2 separate regions of the Mus musculus genome follow, and region 2 is linked to region 1. Evidence: chromatin contacts called from ENCODE Hi-C data. All regions are on one chromosome and are shown on one strand. Each heading gives the region's core, a stretch centred on a gene start or an enhancer-like site at or near the end of the contact. The rest is flanking DNA. Distances are from core to core; before and after follow the strand shown. Region 1 has its middle 4.9 kb from the start of Gm35827. Region 2 holds the start of Basp1 (brain abundant, membrane attached signal protein 1).

Region 1 (3,680 bases), core at 570-3,069:
ATTTTTCTGATGGTGTCTGTCATCAGCTATATGTAAGGATCATGTAATTAGATCAGATGCCATTCAGCTAATCTTGTCCTTGGGGGCTACTCTCCCATGTAGTGACTCAACCATGGAAAGAAAGCCCTTCATATCCAAATGTCCTTGGAATTAGGACTAGAGAAGAAATCCTGCATATTTCACATTTCTTTAAGGTGTTAGTGATATACAGCTACATTTCATTGTCCATAGATCAAACTCTCTCTCCCACCTCCACAAGGAAGACACAGTGTACCAGCTTTGAATACGTGACTAATAAATAATTTCCCCCACTATCCACATACAGTTTTCAATTGGTGAAACTTTTAGTGTGCATTTCCTGGATTTTTAATCCTTGTAATATTTAGAGCATACCTAACATTAATGCTACTTGGTTGAGAAGCAAGGGTTTTAGCAATAAAATTCTATCTTATAGTTTTATTCTTACAAATATTTCTGACATCAGCTGTCTTCACATGGCCTTCCTGTAAGCAGGCATTAAAAAGAACATTGCCTGAAGATATGTCATTGAGGGATGCTCTCAAAGGATTCCACTTCCTGGAAGTAAGACATGGTTGGCAATGACATAATATATAAAGTCCTGGTCCTTAATGGAGTAATAGCTGGAGCTTTGGGAAACCCAGTGAGACCTAAAGGCTGAATGTGTGGGCTAGCCATGAGATAAATAACTACAGTGATGAACAATGTCCAGGAACCATGTGGATGACACAGTAGCTGATAAGGAAAAATACTGCAAAGAGAGTGTTTGATATTGAGAAGGAGAAATTATCTCAATTAGAATATTCTTGAGTTCAATTCTCAAACCTTTATGGTGTATATTAAATGAAATACATTTTAGAGTAAAATGTTTATCTTAAGAGTGAGTACTACCCTTGGTTTCACCAAAAGATATGGTACATATAATAAAAAGATATAACTAAAAATTTTTCTGAGACAAAGTTGGAAGAATTTAAAATAATGCATATAGAGACAGGGAGAAGAGTTCCTCACCCTGGAGTCTGAAACTTCTAGCCAGCTGGAAGTAATAATTCCTGTCCAGTTAATATTTTCATTGGCCATGAAGGGGTGTTACTTACTGGTTTTCTTTCTATAGTCTGCTCATGCTGCTTTTGTATGGAATCTGGGACCACCATCCAAGCGTGGTATCATCTACAATAATCTAGGACCTTTCACATTAAGAAAATACATCACAGGCTTGCCTACAGGGCAATGTGGTAGGGACATTTTCTCAACTCAGGTTCCCTCGTCCCATATTACTCAAGCTGTGTCAACTTGACATACAATTAGACATCATGATGACTTTGGGTAGGGACTCAATTCTTTCTGAAGGCATCACCCGAGAATCTTAAACAAAGCTAGCTGTCAAGTTTGTTTACAGTACAAATATCCTAAAGCTCTTTTTTCCCTGAGAGCTAGCCATTTATCGTTTAGTTTAAAAGTTGCAGGATATTTTTCAGGGACTATCTGGTCATCTTATTTGGGTTTCTAGCTAACCCTTTGAAGATCCTAAGTTGAAATCTCACCTAATTCCTATATACAACAGCAATGATAATAACCTGAGATACATCTCAAGGAGCCCACATGCATACTTTAGTACGTGTCATTTTCAGAGGCCTTCTCTGTCTTAGAGAAGCCCACATCACCATCTTGGGTGTTTCTTCTTTCTTTCTAAGCATCCTTTTTTTCTTAGGCTCCCTGCTGTAATCTTACTAAAATATCCTAAGTAAACCTCTACCCTGTTTTATAAACTGGCTGTTACTGAAATTCTTTTCTGTGTTGAAACCACACTTCCTACTGTGGCCCATGTTGAAGTTTCAAAAAATCACCTTAGATTGATGAACGGGAAAAATGGGAAGCCATGCCTCCCGCCCCTCACCTTTATTCTCCAGAACGAATACAGACATCTTATAATTCTATCTTTTACTGCTTACTGAAAAAATTATCCCTCCTAACTAGATCCTCAACCAATAAATACCACTTTCCAACAAAGTTGAGCATTCATGTTGAAATATAACACAGGAAAGAGTCTGTGCTGGACACCCAAAGCTTAGAAACTTCTCTTCATTTGACCTTGATGAGGTCAAATAAATTTATCTCTTTTGTTCGTTTTTAAATGAAAATATTGGAATAGTTCATCTTCAATGTTCATTCCAAGTCAAAAAAAAATCATAAGCTGGATGGTTGATTTTATTCTCTTTATGAAAAATTTTCTTCCTTGAGCTTACACTTCCCAATCTGTTTTCCACGTGTGTCATCTTCACCACTTGAGCAGCCCTGACTTGAAATACAAGGCCACCCCCAGACAAGCTGTTCCATTCTGCCAAGCTTTCCACTCCCCATGCTGCCTCTAAATGTGCATGTGCTACTTGAATATCCTGAAAAAATATCTATAGCATTCTTGTTTTCAATTAATGTTTAAAAAAAAAACAGTCTACCAACAAACCATATTTATGTAGTATGATATGTGGTAATGTGGACTTCTTTTGGGGAAGGAGGGTTGTTTTGTTATTTGTTGTGTGTTTTGAAACAGCATTGCCCCCCCCCCCAGAGCACAGATTTGTCTTGAGCTAGTGTCTGTCTTCTGCTGAGTTTCCTTGTTGTTGGGATCAGAGGCTGAACGTCTTAAGCGATGAGGCTTTGGAACCTACATTCACTGCGCAACAAAAAACTCAAGACGGTGAGCACACTTTCTGCCTTTAATATTTTTGTTCTTTTTATCTGTGGAAATAACATTTAAACGTGTTTAGTCTAACAATTTAGTAGCTGTAGTTACCCTACTGTGTAGTAGCCTACCAGCACTTCTTCAATTCTAGCTGTGCCATGGTCCCTATTAGCCAACCTACTCCCATCCTCCCTCCCTCTTACCATTACCCTCTTCTCATGACCATTATTGCAGTCTTAGGCTTTGTGTCAGAAGCTTCATAGTTTATATCTAAGAGATGCTATAAAAGGAGAAACTTTGGACGGTAAATGCAAAGGATATATTGGATTTTCATGGCCAAAAATAATCTTTATTTCTAATGACTATTGTGATTCTAGGAATCTTGGTCACAACTTTGTGACTAATGTTGAGGGAATTTGCTGACTCCCAATAAAGAGCTGCCCTGGGCTCTACATGTCAGCATCCCAGTCCTAGACCTAACACCCACATATTCATGGAGATGGCTCTCTGTCATGCTTTGTCCCTTGGATTCCACAGTCAGTCATTTCTCACTTTCTATCATGATTTGGAAAAGGGTCTGTCTTAAAAGGATGAGCTCTTTGTAGAGTTGAACCAGGGGGGCTATTTCAGTGTTCTTTCAACATTGTGCTGATCGACTCAACTTTCACATCTCATGTTTCCAAGGCAGAGACCTTTTTATTTTTATTATATGCTTAGTTTGGAGCTACATTCACTGCTTCAAGAAAAAGGGATCTGTGAGAAAGTCATATCAAGTAATATAAGTCATTATTATTGGAAGAGGGATGATTGGAATGTATGGAGAAAGTCTTGTGGTAGCCTTGCCTGGGATATCAGCACTTAGCCTGAGACAAAAGGACTAAAAGTACAAAAAGTCAAAGTCACCATTGCTGTACACTAGGACTCTATAATCTCACAAATATGTTAATGATTATCCTTTTACTGAACAATGTGATGTGTG
Region 2 (3,680 bases), core at 316-2,815, 690 kb after region 1:
GGAGATCAGATGGGGCTGCCTGGCCCTCCACACCCTGCTCTCCGGCGCATGCGCGAGGCCAAGACAAAGGAATAGGTAATTACAGTCCCGATTCATTCATTTTGCCTGCAGTACCGGAGGTCTGTGAGCCCTTGGTATATTCCCAGGGGTAGGGGTTAATCCACACCCCAGCAGCAGTCCCCTTGATACTCGTGTTTTATTCTAGCCCGCCACGTAAGTGGCCAGTGGTCTCGGCCAAGACAGAGGTGTGTCAGCTCCCGTGCAAAATCCTGAAATCGCACCCATGTGCGCTGTGCTCCTTTGAACAGCGTGAAAATCACTGGGGCAGAGGCCGTCCACCGAGTTCGCTCCAAGGCGGAAACGTCTCGGGGGGAAGCAGATTAGGAACAGGGCCAAGCGTTCGATGAATATTCATGAAAAGAATGCGGTCCCCAGCCACGCATTGTGTGCCATCCGATCCAGGGATTCTGGTTTTTTTTTTTTTTTTTCTTTTAATGGTGTGGGGAAGCGGGAACCAGACGTTGGGTTGTAGCGTTTGAGCTACGGGGGAAAAAATCTACAGAAATCTTGGCTTGCAGAAGGGTTGAGCCCGCTCGGGCCGCGGGCTGTCAGGTTCAAGCCCACACGCCACCCCTCCTTCCCCCAGGCTGGGGCGGCGGTGGAGGCGCGCGGCCCGCTCTCTGAGCGCAAGGCTCAAAAAATAAAATAAAATGCTGGCGACGTCCACAGGTTAGTGGGAAGACAGCTCAGCCGCAGACCAGGCTGGGGGCTTTAATCTGCCCCGGACGTGCACACCGCCTTCCGAACCTCGTGTTCCTCGGTTACCCTAAACCAAGATCCAGGAGTCCCGAGGGCCAAGCCACCCCCGCCCCTTCCGATCTGACCAGATTCCGCGTCTTCTTTCTCCCTCCCCACCCCACCCCACCCCCATCCTCCATCTTCTGTTACTGCGCCCCTCACACCGAGCGCCTTCTCCGTGGCTGTGCGGGTTCCGCTGACAGAAGGCTGGGTTCAGCCCACAGAACCGTGGCCAGTGGTCTCGGTGCTGTCACCAGCGGCTCCCCACCCTCCACCCCCTCCCTCCCGAACTCGGTTCGTCCGCCTCGCCGCCACCCCCTCCAAGTCCCCCACCCTACGAAAGGCCGAAGCTGTCCACCTGGGGGAGAGCATCACCTTGGATTTCCAAATGCGACAGAACCCACATAGAGGAATCCCATGCCCACTGTGTCTACACCCGGCCGCACCCCGGCTGCACCGTTGGAGAACCCTAGGCTTCGGGGTGGGGCGGGGCCCTGGGGAACCGGTGGCCCGGAGTCCGCGGTGGCCTTAGGGACCCACGGCGCGCCTCCTTACCGGCTTTGGGTGCCTGTGGCGGCCCTGGGTGAGCGCGGTGCCTCCAAGGGGCCCGGGTGGCTGGTGTCGTCCGGCCGGGTGGCTGGTCGCTCAGCAAAGGCTCTCTCTCTCCCGGCTCGACGGCGGAGCCCGGAGCGTGGAGCGAGTTGGAGCGCTGCCGCCACCGCCGTCGCCGCTGCCGCTACTGCCGCCGCCGCTGCAGCCTCTGCATTTCTCGATCGCTCCCCCTCCCCTTCCTGCCCAGCGCCCTCCCCCCCGCGCGTCCGCCCGCCCAGCTCCTCCGCTCGCCGACCCCGCCCGCCTCGCGCCCGCCCCTCCTCTCCCAGCCCGCGGCCCGCACCCCTCCCGCTCCTTTCGCGCCCCGCCACCCAGGAGGGGGTCCCCCAACTTCTCTCCACCAGCAGCCACTGCGCCCCGAGACGCCCCGTGATCCAGCGCCCCCCCCCCGTCACCACACCCGCACAGTCACCCCCACCCACTGCTCTCCACATCCAGATCCCTTACCCGCCTCCCCAACAGTCTCTGTCAGCCCCCCTCCTCCTATTCCCTCCTTACACGCCCCTCCATTCCCCCCCCACCCCACCCCCACCCCCACCCCCGGCGGGACTGTCTGTGGATTTCTCTCCTCTCTCTGTCTCGCACACATTTTATTTGAAAGCATTGAATAAGTAGCTCAGGCTCTCGCTCAGACTTAAGGGGCTGATGAACTACGCCCCCGCCGCAACCAGCTTTCTCTGCACCCCAATCCAGCCCCGCTCCAGACGACGGGCTTAGATTCTGCTATCACGTAGGCAGTGAGCCTGGGGAAGATGCGATGCCTCCCTTGAAACCATCAAGACAGATATCCGCTGGTTTTAGGGTGTCCCCCAAGGCAAGCATCTGGGACGCCTCCGGCATATGCTCGCCCTCGGGGCCCGACCAGGAGGCTCCAGCTTTGCAAGGCGCCACCGCCCAGAGCTCAGGTCTGGGTTGGAAGGGTGGGCGGCACCGCCTCAGGGTACGTTCTCCCGACTTCGGAGAGAAAGAAAGGAAGAAATGCACCCTAGGAAAAGGGGCTTCGACTTTTTGTGCCTGTGCTTTCATGGAAGTCACCAGCTCTCGGCTGCTTAAGATGCTACTCAGAAGCGCGCCCAGCCAGGCTGTGGCCATCCGCGCCAAGTCCTCGTGTCCTGGTCGACGAGCACTTTGGGTAGCACCGCGACACACAATAGCCACCACGGTTAGGAGATATGCTCGCTATGCTTACCTGTTGGCAAAAATAAAATGCAAAATAAAAATTTAAATTTGGAAACTAACACATGGTGACATCTTCTAGAACCACAGCTCTTTCTTCAGACAAAAGCCAATTTTACCATCCCGCAAACCCATTGAGCCCTGGAAGTTCCGTTCGCGGCACTTTGGCGCCCTCTGGCTTTATCAGGGTGGCTTGCTTGTTCTGCTTCGTCCTGAAAGAATAGCGGAGGGGGGGGGGAATGGAAATGTATGTTGCCTTCTTGGTTGGATCTCCCCTCATGAGTGAAGCACAGATTTGGGATGAGCTTGCCCTCCACGTCCGGAATAACGAAACACAACTACATTTAGGGAGACGAATGCCAAAGGTAAGTGCTGTCAAAATCGCAGATTGGGGGGGGTCACTTTTTTAATAGAAAAATAAATAACAGAACTTTAATAAGATTGGCAAAGGAAGTGCCACATCTTAAACCAAAAAGTGATTGGGGGGGGGGGTGAAAATATTTGTGGTGGCTGCCACTTCCTCCCCCTCCTTTTCTTCTTTCTTTCTCCTCCTCCTCCGTCTCCTCTTCTTCTTGTTTTTTTCTTCTCTTCCTCTTCCTCTCTATCTCCCTCTTCCTCTTCCTCTTCTTTCTCCCTCTTCTCCCCATCCCTACCCCTCTATTCTCCCTCTCTCTTTCTCTCTAGATAAATAGATATACTAATTGGTTGGTTGGCTAATATTTCTTTCAACCTTCTCTCACCCTCCCATCTTCCCACTGCTTAAACTAATTAAACAATCAAACAGTTCAAGAACAGGAAATCAAATCACAATTTAGCTATGATTTGAGGATTTCTTTCTCTTATGTCAGTATACCACCTATAAAGCTATTTGGTGTGCTATGGTTCCGACAACAGCACCAATTATAGCAACCAAAAATGTTTCCAGGTATGACCAAATATCCTCTGGGGGGAAAAAAACTGGTTGAAAGCTGGTGAGTTAGTTTTAAGCTCCCTAAAGCACTGGTATATTCTGTTAACTAGATGAATGTGTATAATGTATGGTATTTACTGTTTGCTAAAGGAGCTAAGGAGTGTATGGGTTGGGGGGGGATGGT

Evidence for each region. A loop is a pair of places that touch in the nucleus more often than their neighbours do.
Region 2: a map of left cerebral cortex shows a loop between it and region 1 (11-fold over the local background). The contact joins the promoter of Basp1 here to the enhancer-like site in region 1. A Hi-C loop is called at or near these places in 19 of 37 maps with a recorded cell type or tissue (Patski, adrenal gland, gastrocnemius and 4 more).

The regions. Positions count from the first base shown.
Region 1 is chr15:24,718,220-24,721,899 of GRCm38, forward strand. No RefSeq gene overlaps it. Among named protein-coding and RNA genes, the nearest start is that of Gm35827, 4.9 kb to the right of the region's middle. Within about 2 kb of position 1,820, at least 1 of the 3 ENCODE cell types and tissues checked has a DNase peak (open chromatin) inside an H3K27ac peak, as active enhancers do; it is left cerebral cortex, where a contact is called at or near this core.
Region 2 is chr15:25,412,199-25,415,878 of GRCm38, forward strand. Basp1 (brain abundant, membrane attached signal protein 1) reads right to left here and starts at 1,566. Exons shown (of 2, transcript NM_027395.2): 1 at 1,354-1,566. Gm48957 (predicted gene, 48957) reads left to right here and starts at 1,992. Exons shown (of 4, transcript NR_168943.1): 1 at 1,992-2,951.